Linked DNA regions of Mus musculus: all the other regions are linked to region 2. Evidence: chromatin loops called from intact Hi-C (ENCODE). Cell type or tissue: left cerebral cortex. All regions are shown on one strand. Each heading gives the region's core, and the rest is flanking DNA. Links, peaks and the distances in the headings are about the cores only.

Evidence for each region. Hi-C counts contacts between places; a loop is a spot of excess contacts. Peaks named below come from ENCODE experiments on the same cell type or tissue, not always from the same donor. Only the 100,000 strongest peaks of a DNase experiment are listed, where the experiment ranks them.
Region 1: a loop joins it to region 2, with 5 times the contacts of the local background. A loop is called at or near these places in 4 of 42 quality-filtered maps.
Region 3: a loop joins it to region 2, with 6 times the contacts of the local background. A loop is called at or near these places in 2 of 42 quality-filtered maps.

What each region holds. Positions count from the first base shown.
Region 1 is chr1:69,787,441-69,792,809 of GRCm38, reverse strand. Gm29822 (a long non-coding RNA gene) reads left to right here and starts at 5,221. Exons shown (of 3, transcript XR_373478.2): 1 at 5,221-5,347. In left cerebral cortex, for the core only: a CTCF peak has its summit at 2,370 (motif pointing left); a DNase peak (open chromatin) is centred at 2,336; H3K4me3 peaks cover 677 bases.
Region 2 is chr1:70,722,909-70,728,277 of GRCm38, reverse strand. It overlaps Spag16 (sperm associated antigen 16), which reads right to left. Exons shown (of 17, transcript NM_029160.3): 17 at 3,146-3,511. The coding sequence ends at 3,336. It overlaps Vwc2l (von Willebrand factor C domain-containing protein 2-like), which reads right to left and starts at 2,563. Exons shown (of 4, transcript NM_177164.3): 1 at 1,840-2,563. In left cerebral cortex, for the core only: a CTCF peak has its summit at 3,007; DNase peaks (open chromatin) are centred at 2,383 and 2,975; H3K4me3 peaks cover 1,520 bases; H3K27ac peaks cover 1,023 bases.
Region 3 is chr1:69,999,371-70,004,739 of GRCm38, reverse strand. All of the region lies in intron 11 of Spag16 (sperm associated antigen 16), which reads right to left. Among named protein-coding and RNA genes, the nearest start is that of Gm23879, 47 kb to the right of the region's middle. In left cerebral cortex, for the core only: no CTCF peak of the experiment used is centred there; no DNase peak of the experiment used is centred there.

The DNA.
Region 1 (5,369 bases), core at 1,012-3,511, 930 kb after region 2:
CAAGCACTGCTGTATACTAAAGACAGAAATCAAGCCGGTCTGTCTTAAACCAAATGGAATTAGGGGATAATTTTGTCTCGATAGCTCTGATTATCATTAAGGGTGACTCATTCAGCACCCAATATTTGGCCTCTAACAACGACTGTAAGTATGGAGAATAACAGCCATTTGCTCCCCATGTAGCAAAACCTACCAGATAGCACAGTGAACAGTGGTGGGCATTTAAACAAAACCATAGGGCCTCTTTGAGTCTCTCTACAAAGCATGTTGTGCCTTATTTTATACCAATTCTGTTTGGATATGCAATTGGGTATTTTAAACAGTTAGCTTCATTTTGAGTTTACCAGTGTATAGGATACAGTGAATAGAAGATGTATGGGGTCGGTCTACTCTTCGTCCTCACTTTAGAGACTAAGATGAAAGGAGTGTTCCACCATGTAAGAAGGACACATGCTCCACTATGTTCATAGCAGCCTTATTTATAATAGCCAGAAGCTGGAGCGAACCAAGATGTCCCTCAACAGATGAATGGATACAGAAAATGTGGTACATTTACACAATGTAGTACTACACAGCTATTAAAAACAATGAATTTATGAAATTCTTAGACAAATGGATGGATCTAGGATATCATCCTGAGTGAGGTAACTCAATCACAAAAGAACACACATGATATGCACTCTCTGATAAGTGGATATTAGCTCAGAAGCTCAGAATCCACTTTAGAAGACGTAGCAAAATACCTATGGAAGGAGTTACAGAGACAAAGTTTGGAGCAGAGCATGAAGGAATGACCATCCGGAGACTGCCCCACTTAGGGATCCATCCCATAAACAACCACCAAACCCAGATGCTATTGCAGATGCCAACAAGAGCCTGTTGACAGGAGCCTGATATAGCTGTCTCCTGAGAGGCTCTGCCAGTGCCTGAAAAATACAGAAGTGGATGCTCACATTCATCCATTGGATGAAGCACAGGGTCCCCAATGAAGGAGCTAGAGAAAGTACCCAGGGAGATGAGGGGGTTTGCAGCCCCATAGGAGGAACAACAATATGAACTAACAAGTACCCCCAGAGCTTGGAACTATACCACCAATCAAAGAAAACACATGGTGGAACTTGTGACTCTAGCTGTATATGTAGCAGAGGAGAGGCCCTAGGTCCTGTGAAGGCTCTATGACCCAGTACAGGGGAATGCCAGATCCAGGAATGGGAGTGGGTGGGTTGGGGATCAGGGATCAGGGGGAGGGGGGAGGGGATAGGGGATTTTCAGAGGGGAAACTAGGAAATGGGATAACATTTGAAATGTAAATAGAGAAAATATCTAATTAAAAAAAAAAAAAAAAGGAGTCCCAGATACCTGGAAGACCATCCCATTCATGTAAACAGGACAGAAATGAATGACAGCTGTCAATTTTCTAAGTTGAGAGAAAGCAAAAGTGCAAGTCTAGCAGATCCAGAGCACTTCCTGTGGGCTGTTCCCAAATTACCTTCTTATCCAGGCAGGGTTTCATCCTCTCCATCCTAGAAAGACAACATCCTAGATCCCCGCCACCGAAAAAGAATAAAAAGTTCTAGCACCACAAACTTCGATAGGACCAAAGCCAAAATCACAAGAAGGGATTTTGATACTTCATTGTTCCCGTGAGAGAACATTAGAGGAACGCCTAGAAATCCATTTGCGCCTGTCAGTATCATCTACCTTTTCAAGCTCCCAATCCATTAAGTCACTAATGGACGAGCCACATCAACACAGACAATAGAGACACTCAGCACGGCTCAAAGTGGCCAACTAAGTTTTTGTTGTTGTTGCTCTCATTGTTGTGTTGTGTGTTTTAGAATCCAACATAGCCGCAAATGGATTTGGGAATGACAAAAGAGCTGGCCCGGAGGTCATTTCAACAATTCGTAATAAAATGTAAACGCGGGTAATCATCCCAGTGAGATCGGAAAGTTGCCTGTGGCAGACGTGGCCACCGCCATGCTACCCACATAAGGCGACAGCAGACGTATAATACATATCAAAATCAAGTACAGAGGCTTATTATCCTAATCACGAAGAGATAGATTTTTCTCAACGTTGTCTATGAAAGACTTTGTTCTCTTACGCCAGCAAAAGCTCTGAAATCATTCAAAAGAAAGTCATTATACAGGAAAGAGCTTAGGCCGCAAGAAGGAGCATTTTATGGCAGAGGTGCGAAAGGAAAGAATGAAACCTAGACTTCATTTCGAATTCATAATGACTTTCAAGATTGATTCTCCGATGGCAGTCTTCTTGCTTTAATTGGGAAAAGAAAAAAGAAAAAGTCTGCATCCTGGAGCCGAGCCCATTCTGACTCAGCGTATTGTTGGAAAATGGCAACAGCGCCATCTACTGTCCAAATAGAGCAACGATCATTTCAAACTGTCTGCCATGAGCCACTACTGACAGAAATCTTAAAATTATTGGTAACCGGTATAGCACCTCTTAAAAATTTTTTAAATGCATACTTTCCACATAGATAAGGGCATCTTTTTCTTTTGCTACAAATTATGTTGTACATGCTATTACTTAAGACCATTCTGAAAATATTACATATATATATATATATATATATATATATATATATATATATATATATATTAAACACATATCATCCTATTCAATAGTAATAAAGATTTCAGGGGTGGTTTTGAACTAATTGCACCCTCCTCCTAAATTTATGTTTCTATTAGTTTCCAGACTGTTTTCTAAATCTAATTAGCAATGAAATTCTCCTTGTTAAATTTGGAGACAACAGCCCAGGAAAAGATAGTAAATGGCGAACATGAATGTGTTTATAATGTGCTTCCTACATTGCTTCCAACCAATGCCAATAACGAGTTTTAAATGATAATTGTTATTCCATTAATGTACTTTATATATCAGCTGTCCTATAGAAGAGATGATGCTCGAAGTCCCTGAATAAATAGACTACATGGCAGCACTCTAATTAAAAGGTACACTTACGATAAATTGCATTTGGTATATAAATCACAAAGCCCTCGTAGACATAACTTGGGCATAGCTACATAAAAATGGAAGGAAATGGACTTGAGGCAAAGACAACATTTTAAAAACATACACTATGCCACCAAGAGTTCTACACATGGTTATTAAGCTAGTGATACACACTCAAACACTGAAAGATTGATAACCATTTTAAAATATTGAGAGTTCATTATGCTCTGCATATTCCATCGTAAGTGCAGGACACTGTGAAGGGCCCAAAGCTCCTATGTGGTGGTTCCAGGAGGAAAAAGCCAGCCGCATGCTTCTGACAACGAGTTTTCCCTTTCTTGTGGATAAGATCGTCAACTACCCTGATGACTAGTGCCCCCCCACCCCACCCCCCCCACCCCACCCCCACACACACTCGTCCTGGGGATGTCTGTACTGGCTGCTTTTGTGTGTCAGTTTGACACAAGCTGGAGTTATCACAGAGAAAGGAGCCTCCCTTGAGGAAATGCCGACATGAGATCCAACTGTAAGGCATTTTCTCAATTAGTGATCAAGGGTGGGAGGGCCTATAGCGGGTGGTGCCATCCCTGGGCTGGGAGTCGGATTCTATAAGAAAGCAAGCTGAGCAAGCCAGGGGAAGCCACCCAGTAAACAGTATCCTTCTATGGTAACATCCTTAGGTAAATATTGCTCAGATCACCTTGCATACTAAATGCTTATCCTTACCGGACACACAGACCCTTCACTTGGACTAAACTCATCATGGTATCTGTATTAGGTGCCTAGGTCTCCATTTTACAGATTGGAAAATTGAGGAATAGGAAAACCGGGCAGCTTACCTAGGATATCCATTCAATATATGCTTGCTGTGTTACCCCATTTAGCTCCTGACCCCAGGGAAATGAACCACCCAACCCCCAGAGCAATGCTTAAGCATTGTTCTCCCGGTCCTCTTTGTCAGTCATGTGACAAGATTAACAGTTGAAGAACTCCTTAGAAGACAGGGTGAATTTATTCTAACTAGAAACGGAGCAACTACCCAGGTGTCACACATGAGAATATCCCTGGCATCCAGCGCCGCATCTCTTGCTTGCTGCCCGAGGAGGCATACATGTTTTCATCATTCCAGACCAGGTCTTTGTGCCTCAGGAATCTTCCCAAGTCAGCGATTTCTTTGATTTTCCCTAATGTTTCTAACCTCGGGCAAAAACATTACTCGGGAATGCAGGAATACTAATAATACAAATTTATTTTTTGTGCATCCTTGCAGGACCCTCCCCCAAGCCTGCAGGTCATAGAAGTTGACGTAAACAAGTGAGCTACCAGCTCCGTGTCTTTCTCATCTCGGTTCTGTTTATATCCTGGTCCCTAGCATCATCTCCCGTGGTGATACATCTGTTCTACGCTACAGTAGAAAGTCCAAGAGTGTCAAAGTTGTTGTTTCCTACCAATTATTTTTTTCCTACTACTAAGAGGATATTCTCAGTGAATGGCCTATGAGAATCCACTTAGATGTCAACTTCTCTAGAGGAAAACCAACACTCCCATTTCCGTAACACAAAAGGCAGACAGGAGACCTAATTCAGTTACTGATCTGTAACTGGCTCCCATCTTATCAGTAACTTGCACCCTGGATTAAAACTAGTTTAAGACATCAGAAAATAACCCAGGGAAGTAAGATCTGTCTTGAAACTAAGACAAAGCAGCCACCGAGATGAACAAAGATGCCCGAGTAGAGAAAGCCCTTGTTTACAGGTGATGACCCCAGAAAAAGTAAGAACAACACTTCTGAGTTTGGGTTTTGATGCTGGAGTAGAAAGAGGCGGTCAGTTCTGGAGCTAGGAGAGAATAGACCTACTACTATGGGCACAGGGCAGCCATGCAAGGAACTCCACCACGCAGAAAGATGGTGCTTAAACAGATAGGTAGCGAGGTGTGACAGCTGTGAAGAGTCACATAATTCATTTCAACAAGATTTGGAGATGAGTGATGGCCTTCAAGAACGGGTGGTCTGGGATTTGTCAGCCCCGGGAGTGACTGAAGTCAATGTTGAAACATTTAACTAAATCTCCAGGTTGCAATGACCAGACAGTGACCCAGGGAAGTCAGAACAACTCTCTGAAGAGCAAGCAGTAAGGTATGCAGGCAAGCAGTGTGTGACAGAGAAGGATTGTCTCGTGAGACCAGCCAGTTGGAACTCGTAGCCCAGGTTGAAAGTCGGGACAAAGTCCAGACACCTAAATCAGCGATGCTCACAGTGTTTGTGGAGTCCTAGCCCAGACGTCAGACTCGTAGCCTGAAGGCAACATCCAGATCCGCTCTCTGTGTGAGGTCCTCCCATCGTACCCACGGTCCCAGAGCTTGGAAGGTCAGTTTCTATTCGCACGATG
Region 2 (5,369 bases), core at 1,591-4,090:
AAAAACAAGAAATTAGGGTCAAGCATTAAATTCTAAAAGCAAAGGAACTTTTTAAACAGCAGCTGGATGCAAGTTTAAATGAGATGGATCCAGTACAGAAGCTTTCATTCACATGCCCATATTCTGGATTGTAACACACTGAATATAAGAAGTAGCACAACAAATCATGGTGAATAAGAGAAAATATATCTACATGATACAAAAATTAAAATTTATTTATGTGGATTTGTTAAAGACAGTCATTTCTACTCTTGTTACACATCATTATTTTTATGCAAGAGGTAAGCTCCTAGTGGGCAGGAAAGATATATCTACAACTTTTTATAGCCATGGGGATCTAATAACCATGTCATATTTGAAGTTGATCCTTTCCATGTAATATGAATAATATTCACATGTAATATGAATAATATTCACATATAATATGAATAATATTCACATGCTACTGAAAATATATTTTCATTGAGTTAATTTAGACAAAGATGTCAGGAAAAAAACTTTCTGTGGAAGTTTCTTAATAATGAAACATGGGCATTCACAGACTATATGCCTTATTATCTGTGTAGCAATAACTGTTGTAGGCTCCCTGAGTGTTAGTATTTGGTAGTAAATATTGGTAATGAGGTTTTATTTGAATATTTAGAGCAGCTAACTTATGTAAAGGTTCTGGGGAAACTATGATTTTGGGGAGGAACAGATAAGGAAAATCGTTGTAAAATATTTAATTCATCATTTAAATGCTATTGGCTTTCTGCCAATATCACTAAGATTGTATGTAGAGTATTTTATGATGTCTAAGTTTCATTCAATGTTTTATTTCCAAAGTATGCTAAAAACAGTGAAAAACCACTTCTTTTCAAGCTAGCATACAACTATGATAATTAAATATGATGAAGATGATATTAGGAAACTTCATAACCTCTTAGAATATATTTGCATCCTAAGTTAGATATGCAAATTAGAGTAATAGTAAAATGGAAGGCAATGTATTCACGTTCTCTTTTCAGACAAGGTTGATATTAGTATTCCTCCAATATTCTCTGATATTAGAATTTCTTTTGGGTGAATTCCTTTGGGGTAATGATAAAGGAGATAGATTTCCCCTAAAATATGTCAAAAATAATGAGTCATGACAGAACAAGAAAATGCAAACCTACAATTCTACTTGAGAAACTGGAAGCTCCCTTTGACAAAGCATTTTTATTCTTCTAAATTACTACAGAGGCCACAAACAGAGGAGAAGCTTCTGGAAAGGCATATATATGTTTTACTAATTAAAGCATTGATGCACTTCTCACATATATAGAAAGTTTATCTTGCAAGGCAAGGAAGCTACCGTGCCTCCTCACATTGTCCAGCGGCAGCTATCAATACATGCAAGAAAAGCCATGTGAAATACAGACAGGATTCTGCTTTTAAAATGACCCAGGCAGAAAAGAATCATTTTGTAAGCCACAGGTAGGCATTAATGTGCAAGGTTACAGTAAATGTAAACTGCAAGATAGATAGAAGGGTGGGGTTTTTTCTTCATATTAACATTAAGCATGCTTTTATTATGAGGAATATGTGAATAATGAAACAAAGTTCTTAGGCTATTTTCAAAAGAACCTTCCTTATAATAAATACCATTTAGAATACTATTTAAAAATAGGGAGGTTAGGGAAATACAACAGCAGCATTATCTGAAGATTTTTCAAATCAGAATGCAAACACTGCTAAACTGAGGCTCACTTCCCAGCTAAACTTTACCCCCTCCCTGTATTGCTACATATGATTTAAAATGACTGCATCTATTTCTCTGAGAAAGCAAGCACAACTCATGTCATAAGATTCACTTACCTAGTCACTCTGAGGTTAACGGTGGTGCTGGGGGTCACAGACCAATCTGAACTTAAAGGTCAGGTATCTCTTAGGTAAGCCGGTCCTCTTTAGTCACCCAAAGAATGCATTTTCAGGCATGAATTAAAGGCAATCCATCCTCTCTATTTCCCATTTCAAAACACAGCCAAGAAGCAGTCTCCCACCCTTCCAGAGAGAAACACAGCAGACACACATAAGAAATATGCTTTGGACCTGTCTTCAGAATTCAAAGCAAGAAGCAATGCTGGTCCTGTGGAAATCCGGACCCTGGTAGCAGAATCATGTTGAACTTATTTTTAGCATTTTCTTAGATCCTTCTATGAAATTTCCTGGCTGATTACGCCTCCTCCACACATGAGTTCACTTACACAGTGTTTGCTACGGCAGTAGAGGTGACTTGGCTAGGCTCTGAGGATCACAAACAGAAACAGCATACTGAAGCTTAAAGCCCACTCCACCAGCAGAAGCATCAGCATCGTCCACAGTATGTTGACTGAATCCCTCCTCACACACCAGAAGATTCTAACTGTGGATGTGAAGCAAAGGCGCAACTTTAACTGGGGTTTGGCATCGCTGTGAGCAGTTTGCAGACTGCTGATTCGGAGCTCATCCTGCCGGCAGCCGGGAATTCCTCAGCACCACGGACAGCGCCAACAACTGGCTTCTGAGCCCAGCTTGGTCGAAACCCCCAGCTGCTTCCGCGGACCAGGCTGTAGTGTTGTCTAAGGCAGTCACTTGATACAGCTGATGAGAGCGAGCATGGGGTGTGTGTCGGGAGGGGGGAGTTTCTGCATGCAAGATACTTATTTGCATTTAAATCACAATAAAAATTAGAAAGATGTTAATTTTATCTAATGCATTCTTGCATGGGCTGCAGAGATGAAAGTTCCAGGGACTTGCCTTTAGATTTAAGCCATCTGCAGTCGTTGGTTATTACTAATATATAAAGCACACTCATTGTCAAAGAATCTGTGAAACTGTATGCTTTCTGACTCTATTTGGCCCTCTGGATATAGAAAGATTTTCCTTGTGCTATACATAATTCAACTTTGGGTCTTCTGCAGCTTGGGTTTGATTTAAAAAAAAAAAAAAAGTAGCCGCGTTTTCCTGCAGTTTGTTCTCTAACGTTAAAAATCAATGTCTTGTAATTCATCTAGTCTGTCATTAGGCGTCATTGTAAAGCTGTTTCTTCCAACCTCCTAGCAAGGATGCCCTGTCTCTAAATTCATAACCGGATGAGAAAGTGAAAGATTCTGGGTGAAAAAAAAACACACACACAGAAAAATGAACAAAAAGTTATAATTTTTATTTGAGATAGTATGGTCCATATATTATTCACCCAAAGCTTGTTTTAAAACAAATATTTTATTTATTGGTCATTTTAACCAGTTACTTGCTGGCATTTGAGCAGACTATATGAAACATTTTTAAGCCTTAGAGGGAATGCCCTTTGCATCAGGGTGTGCTATTGCTGATCAGATCCACAACCGAATGGTGCCGTCAGAGCCTCCAGAATACAGATTTTCCCCCAGGTGGGAAAACACCACACTGTGCACTTCACTCTCGTGGCCCACCAGTTTGTGAATTTGCCCCGATTTAAGATCCAGCAAATGGATAATCCCGTTGGCACTCGCCTGAGCTAAAACTCGACCTGGAAAAGAGGGAAATGGAGGTTTATCTCAAGCAGTCACAGTATGTAAACAATACAACATTTTATCCTGTTTCGGTTGTGATTCAAGAGACTCATTTTTATGCTTGGCTCTCATTAAATATGAACTAACTTCAATCTATAAAAAATAATTTGAGCCATAAGATACATTTAGGATAAAAGCTCTACTTGCTTAACATTCAGAAGTTATTATATGCCCCAACATTCTCCTTATATTTATGATTGACAGATCATTTTGAGTTGAGATTGAGAGCAACTAAAGAAGACAACTATTTTGTAAATGAATATGTTAAAATAATTTAAAGCAATAGTTATCTAAATGGAAAATAGGACATATGCTTCAAGTAGATATATCTATAGGTATTTATCCTAGAAAATGTAAAATGTATTTACCTTCTTTAAACATATTTATTATAATTCTGCTAAATCATTGTATAAATCTGTAACAGTTGAGATATTTATGAATTCAACACAATTTCTTTGGAGTTGAAATGAAAACAGTAAGTATTTCTACCTCGAAATTACATGACCATTAACTTAAATTTCTGAAATCTTGCAAATTAAAATAATCCAAATTTAGTGTATAGAATTTTCATCATTTGAAAGCATTTTTAGTAAGTACCAAATAATTAAAATAACATAATTTTGATTAATAATTTTTTGATAAATTCCAGTAGGAAACTATCTTGACATTTGGAAGCAAGAAGAATTAATAGAATATGCTCACCTGACCTTAGAACCCAAGTATTAAGCATTGGGTTATCTAATCGTGCTTATTGGTGTATTACCATCCCAACAACAGTGTTTAAAACTTACTAAAACTCTTTTGGCATCTGATACCACACTGAGTATTTGTTGTACAATTCTTAGGAGGACCCAATAGTAGAAGAAAGAGCAGTAATTCTACTGTATAAAGGAAGTAAGAGGCTTGGGAAGGCTGAGTGAGCTGTTTACCATGTATGCAAGGAGCTGATATTCCAGCAGAAACATTCCAAATCTAGAGACTTGTAACCAGCACATCTCCACTGTGTCCAGATGACATCGTATCAGCCATGCCTTCTGGACAGAGTTTGGGTAGGTGACACAACTTAAAAGAGAATGTGTCTGTCACACAGTAAGAGTTCACCAAGAAAAGCACGGTGAAGTATTTCATCACGTGCTGCCCCTGAAAAGTCATACTGCCTATGAAACAGAGAGGTGTTTTATGGGTAAAGTTAACCATGATAAATATGGTCTATTTACAAACCTTTATAAGACTCAGCTTCTTTGTCTAGAACGAAAACTGACACAGCAAACAACCTTAGGATGGATTAGAGTGTCCAAAACAGCAGATGTGAATATCTATTATAAACCCTCTTCTACTAAGTCTTTGCTGACAGTGGGGTTGCACACTGACTTCCCTTCTAGATTCATTCTATAGGCAACTGCTGTTTTGGCTTTCCTGAAACTCAAACAAAAGAGTTTTTTTTCCTTGCACTTTTTATACAACAGCCATGGAGGGGTATGGGATTTTAAAGTGTTTAGAACCAAAGCCAATGAAGAGAAGGATATTGCTACAAATGATTGCTTTTGTTGTGGTCACATCTATAAAAGTCAGATTTAAAAACATTCAGAGGGTGTCTTAGGGTTTTACTGCTATGAACAGACACCATGACCAAAGCAACTCTTAAAAAGAACATTTAACTGGGGCTGGCTTATAGGTTCAGAGGTTCAGTAAATTATCATCAAGACAGGAGCATGGCAGCATTCCTGCAGGCATGGTGCAGGAGGAGCTGAGAGTTCTATATCTTCATCTGGAGACTGCTAGCAGTATACTGACTTACTTCCAGGCAGCTAGGAT
Region 3 (5,369 bases), core at 1,012-3,511, 720 kb after region 2:
AGGATGTTCTGACTTCAGTTTTTCTCTTCCTTCTCTATATTTCTCACTTCTTTGCACACTGCAGGATCTCTGCTTCATGCTGTCTTTTCATAAAAGCCCTGGCCCATCTTTCATCCTGAAGCTATCCTGTACTGAATTCTGCCACATTTTATGTTCTCCTATAGAACTTTTGGCCACCAAATATGATTTATCATCAGTGGATTTTACACCTGGCTTACTGTGAACTCAAGTAAATGCCAACTGCCTGCAAATGAATTCTTTCAGGTAGTCAATTGTGCAGATTAGTTGGGGAGTCTTCACTTCTGCTGAATGAATGTGTGGATATAAATATTATGTAGTGTTTCTTGCATTGACAATAAATTTAAACAGACTAACTCATATAATTTATATTAAAAAAAGAATAGGAAATCTAGAGAATACAACTAGATAAAGGCTGAGGGATGCTACAAATAGCTGACTCAGGAATCTGAGCTTCTATCATGAGTCAGAGCCTTCACTATGTCCAGCTCCAAGAGAGCAGACATCTGCAGAAGTTTAGTGGCACAGCCAAGTTACACAGCAAACCCAGGACACATTATCCCAAATGGGCTCACAAAAGAGGGCACTGGGGTAGTGCCCACTGGCCAGCACTGCTGTGCATCTCATCAACTAGGTAAAAGCGAAATAAAAGCCTGGGTCTTTTCATGAAATACATTGAAAAGTATGACCCCCAGGCATATGGGGAGCCAGGAAAGAGAGAAAACATAGAGGGAGTTGGAGTGGCAGCACAGGGTGAAGAGTGTTTGTTGCCCAATCATGAGAAACAGAGTTCAGATCCCAGCAGCTACAACGTAAGCTGTGTATCCAAAATGCCTAAAACTCCAGATCCAAGGGACCCAATTCCCTCTTCTGGCCTCCGTGTATCCACTAACCCCACTGACATATGTGTGCACATGCTCATAAAGATACACACACAGACATATACATAAGCCAATAAAATAGTATTTGAAATGTATTTTTTTGAATAAGCACGATGAAAGCACTGACAGTGAGAGGAAATGAGAGGTAGCATAGCAGTTATGTTTGTTAGACCTGCCTCTGGGAGCAGGTGGCATTTGAGTAATGGTAGGAACGAAGCAGATGTGCAATACTTGCAATCTTGACCCTGCCTGTCATGTGAAAGCCTTGTCTGATGATGCAGCAATGAGTGTCCACAGAACAGAAACGACTGCCATGTGTGGGCCATGGAAGGAATGACAAAAAGTGTCCAAAAGAAGGCTGCTCTTCCTCTTGAGCCTGGTAAGTTCAGCATGTACTTAAAGTAGGGGCTCTCATGACCCCATTTACATATTCTAACACCTATTTAGTTTCTGTGAAATAAATGCAATATGGGAGAGCTGATATTACAGAGTATGGTGAGAAAATTATTAGCCTTTTGTACATTTTGAGTGATGACTACTAGTATTAGAAATAGAAAATGAAAATCATAAATGAATTCTAAATCAAAGAACTACCAGAATGACTGGTAGACTCCCCTTATAGGGGATCTAAGGTACCAGACAAGGGTACTACCTCCGAGCTACATCTTCATGACTGGAACATTTAATAGTAGAATTTGTAGAGGGAGAGATAGAGGAATCAAAGTTATTTGTGGGACTTAAGCTAATATATTTTTATACACTGTGCTTCTTTTATAATGATGGGGATTAGGAGAAATACAGGCTTTCTGAGGTAACACAAATTTCTTCTTTGGATATGAGAGCTGGAGAATCCTACAAAATGTTCACACTTAGGGAAAATATCAAGATGTTACCACTTGGAATTGATGGCCAGAGAATAGAAGATACCACCTGAGAAATGTACTTAGTAAAAAGATAAAACTAAGAGCTGGTCTTTCGGGCAGTCCTTTAAGCAGACATCTGACCCAAGAGGAGCAGTTCACTGGACAAGCTAAGAAGGAGGAACATGGAAGTCGAGAGGAAATCCAGGACACACTAACAGCAGATGGAGTCTCAGGAAGTAATACAGGAGCGGCCAACTGTCTAAGCAGTACCTGACTGGTGAAGAAAGTGAGAAGCTATGAGTGGCCCAGACCACTGGTAGGTTATTAAAAACAAAAAACAAAAACAAAACAAAACAAAAAACAAAACAAAACACCAGTGACTCTGATAAGGGGAGTTTCAGATGAGGGAGGTGGGAGGGTTAGTCTTGGTTGTCACCTTCTTCGGAATTTTAGTTACCATGGAAACAAATAATCTAGTTACATCTTTTAAGGATTATTTAGATTCAGAAATTGATCTGGAAGGATCAATGAACATAGGAAATAATATTCCAAGACATAGGATCCTGGACTGAATAAAAGGAGAAAGCCAACTGAGCACAAGCACTCTCTTCTCTTTGCTTCCTGACTGCTGATGCTATGTGACCAGCGCCTCAAACTCCTGCCACCTCATCTTGCTCACCATGATGGATTGTAGCTACAAACATGAGCCCAAATTTCAACCTTTTAAATAGAGGTTGCTCTTTCTTGTCATGATAGCGCATCAAGGAACCAATGCAGATAGGATCTCCAGTGGTGGAGAATGGCAAGAACAAATGGGATTGTGATGAGTCTGCATTTATGCCATGTTTCTCATGAGAAAGCAGGGCACAGGACAGAACATGGGTGGAACCTAGTTCTCTAGACAAAAGGGGAGTTTTTAACTGATGTGTGTATTGGAAGGCATTGTTTAGTTGGAAGGCACCACTCAAACATGTGTAAGAGTAGAAGAAATATCTAAAGCAGAACTTAGAAATACTCTTAATTAGTCTAATTTAAAACCCTTCTGGATTTTTGATCTATGTAATTGCACTGTATAAAATGCAAATTATAAAGACATTAAGAAATTTTAAAATTTCTGGATTTTAATATATATTTTTATTGTGACCTTAAAAAACAGTAAAAACATGTTTTGATATATCTGTTTTTTCCTACAAGAGGAATACATAATTAGCATTTTCTGCACTTACACATAATCTAACTAATTATTTTAATATTCAACTATAAAGCAATTATCCTAGGTCATGATTCTCAAGAGAGAAAAATTGGATTTTACCCTAAATCATAGGTTATATGGTTTTGTATGACAAACTGTATGCATAGATACAAAACTGGAGATTTTTTTCCTTTAGAATTTTCTAAAACAATTGTGGGTTTAGTCTTTTCTTTCATCTTAAACTATATTTGAATCAAATCCTGTAATTTTGATGATGCCTGAGTATTGTGTGCCTGTGTGTGTGTGTGTGTGTGTGTGTCCATGTGTGTGTGTTATCTGTTTATCTGTGTCTGCTAAAAACAGAGAGAAGATAACTGAAATATGACCAGAGATAGTATATATTAGGAAGGTGAATTTTTTTCATTAGTGCTGAATTAAACATTATTAGTATTATTTGTATTTCTGTTCTTTTCAGTATTAATGGCCACACTACTACTGTTGGAACCTATGAACTATAGCTTAAGAACATGTCCCACTGATATTGACAAACAAAAGCAAAATTAACCCTTGATTAATGAGAAAAATGTTCTTACCTTAAAAAGCATACAATAAATCAATAAATATTTTACTGCAGTATTGAACCTAAGCCTCATGCAGGTTAGTAAACTGCTCTAAAACATAGCTCCATTCGTAGTCATTGAAAAGTGTTGTAATGATCTGTTTTATGTTAAGTGAGTGTGTGTGCACATGCACACACACACACATGTATGCATATACACTGGTGTAAAGTTCCTCATTTGTGTGCCACCACACTCCAGTTTATTCTTTGAGAAAAGGTTTCTCACTGAAATTGGAACTAGGCTGGTGGTCAGCAAGTCACAGTACTCTTCCTGTCCCTGTACCCCACAGTCCTGGGATTACAGGAGCTGGTTATAAGCAGCTTTGTACATGGATGCTGAGAATTTGACTCAGATACACCTACTTCCACCACAAACACTCTGAACGACAGAACAGTTTTATCATACATTTTTTAAAACTTCTTAACTTTCATTATATTTGCTCATTTATTTACTGTACATGCATTTGTGTGTATGTGTTTGTGTGTGTGTGTGTACACATTTTTGCACAAATGCACTTGTGGGGGGTAAAGGATGATATGGAGGGTAAATGGGGATCCCTCAGAGCTGGGGTTAGATGTGTTTCCAGGGTACCGACTTCCTACGTATGTCCTGGGGTCTGAATTCTGGTTCTCAGAATAGTGCAGGCAACATTCTTCAACACTGATTCTTCTCTCCAGTTCCCTCATATCTGGGGAAACTAGAGAAACACTAACTATTACTTTGGAATTATATTTTATGGCTGGCTGATGACTGATAGTTAAAACAGGATAAACGGGAAGAGTTGAAAGAATAAAATAGATGGGAGCCACAGCAACACAAAGCAAGGAAGAAATGGTGGTGCCAGCAGCAGAAATGAACAGACTGCCAATAAAGCAGACAGCCCCTAAACGAGGTGTCCCAAAGCAGCAACTTGATTTAAGTCATCCTTAGATTAACCACCATTCTTTCTACTGATTCACCTTTTCCCTGCCTAAGCCATAAAGACAGAGCCCCTCTCCTAATAAAATTGCTAGCAAAGATAATGAAATCTCTCCCTGGCCTGCACTAGTGGTTATGGGGCAGCTGGCTCTGTAGATGCTGGAAAGAATGTAGCCTGAAATCTGGATTCCTATTATTCACAAAGCAAGCATTTCCCTCTTTTTCTTCTTTCATTGAATAAAGGCTTCTCCTTCAACATCCACTTAATTTCTTAACTGACCAACTCCTTCTCTCCATAAAGCATGCCAGAAATGCTGGCTATATCTCATTGCTTGAGCTCAGTGGTCATGCCCAGTGCCACTACAGAGCTAATGTAGGTGACTATGAAGAATCAAATAGTTTATTATCAAATGTCTCTGTGAGCCAAGGTTTTCTATTGTAATATAATTAACTATTAATTTATGAGATGAAATATGAGTATGTGAAACAAAATTGCTATCAATGAAAATTAAATTAACATGAAAATATGGGAAATACTATCCTCTGAAAGTACCATTCCAGGAGAAGGAACCTATAGCTGACACTGCTGGATGGCCAAAACCCTGGGACTAGATACCAGGGGAAAAGTCAAATACTAATGTTATGCTAAAGGGATTTTAAAAACTTACTCAAAATAACATTCTACAGTATTCATAGATCAGTGCCTTGCTCATCAATTATTGGAGAAGCTTTCTCTTGAAGCAGATGAGAACAAACATAAGCCAACAATGTTCAGAGAGTAAGAGACCTTAGGACACTGTCTTATACTGGCTGTATGCATCAAATCCTTCCACCTCCAGCATCAAGAAGCCTATGGAAGAAAAGGTAGAAGGAGTAT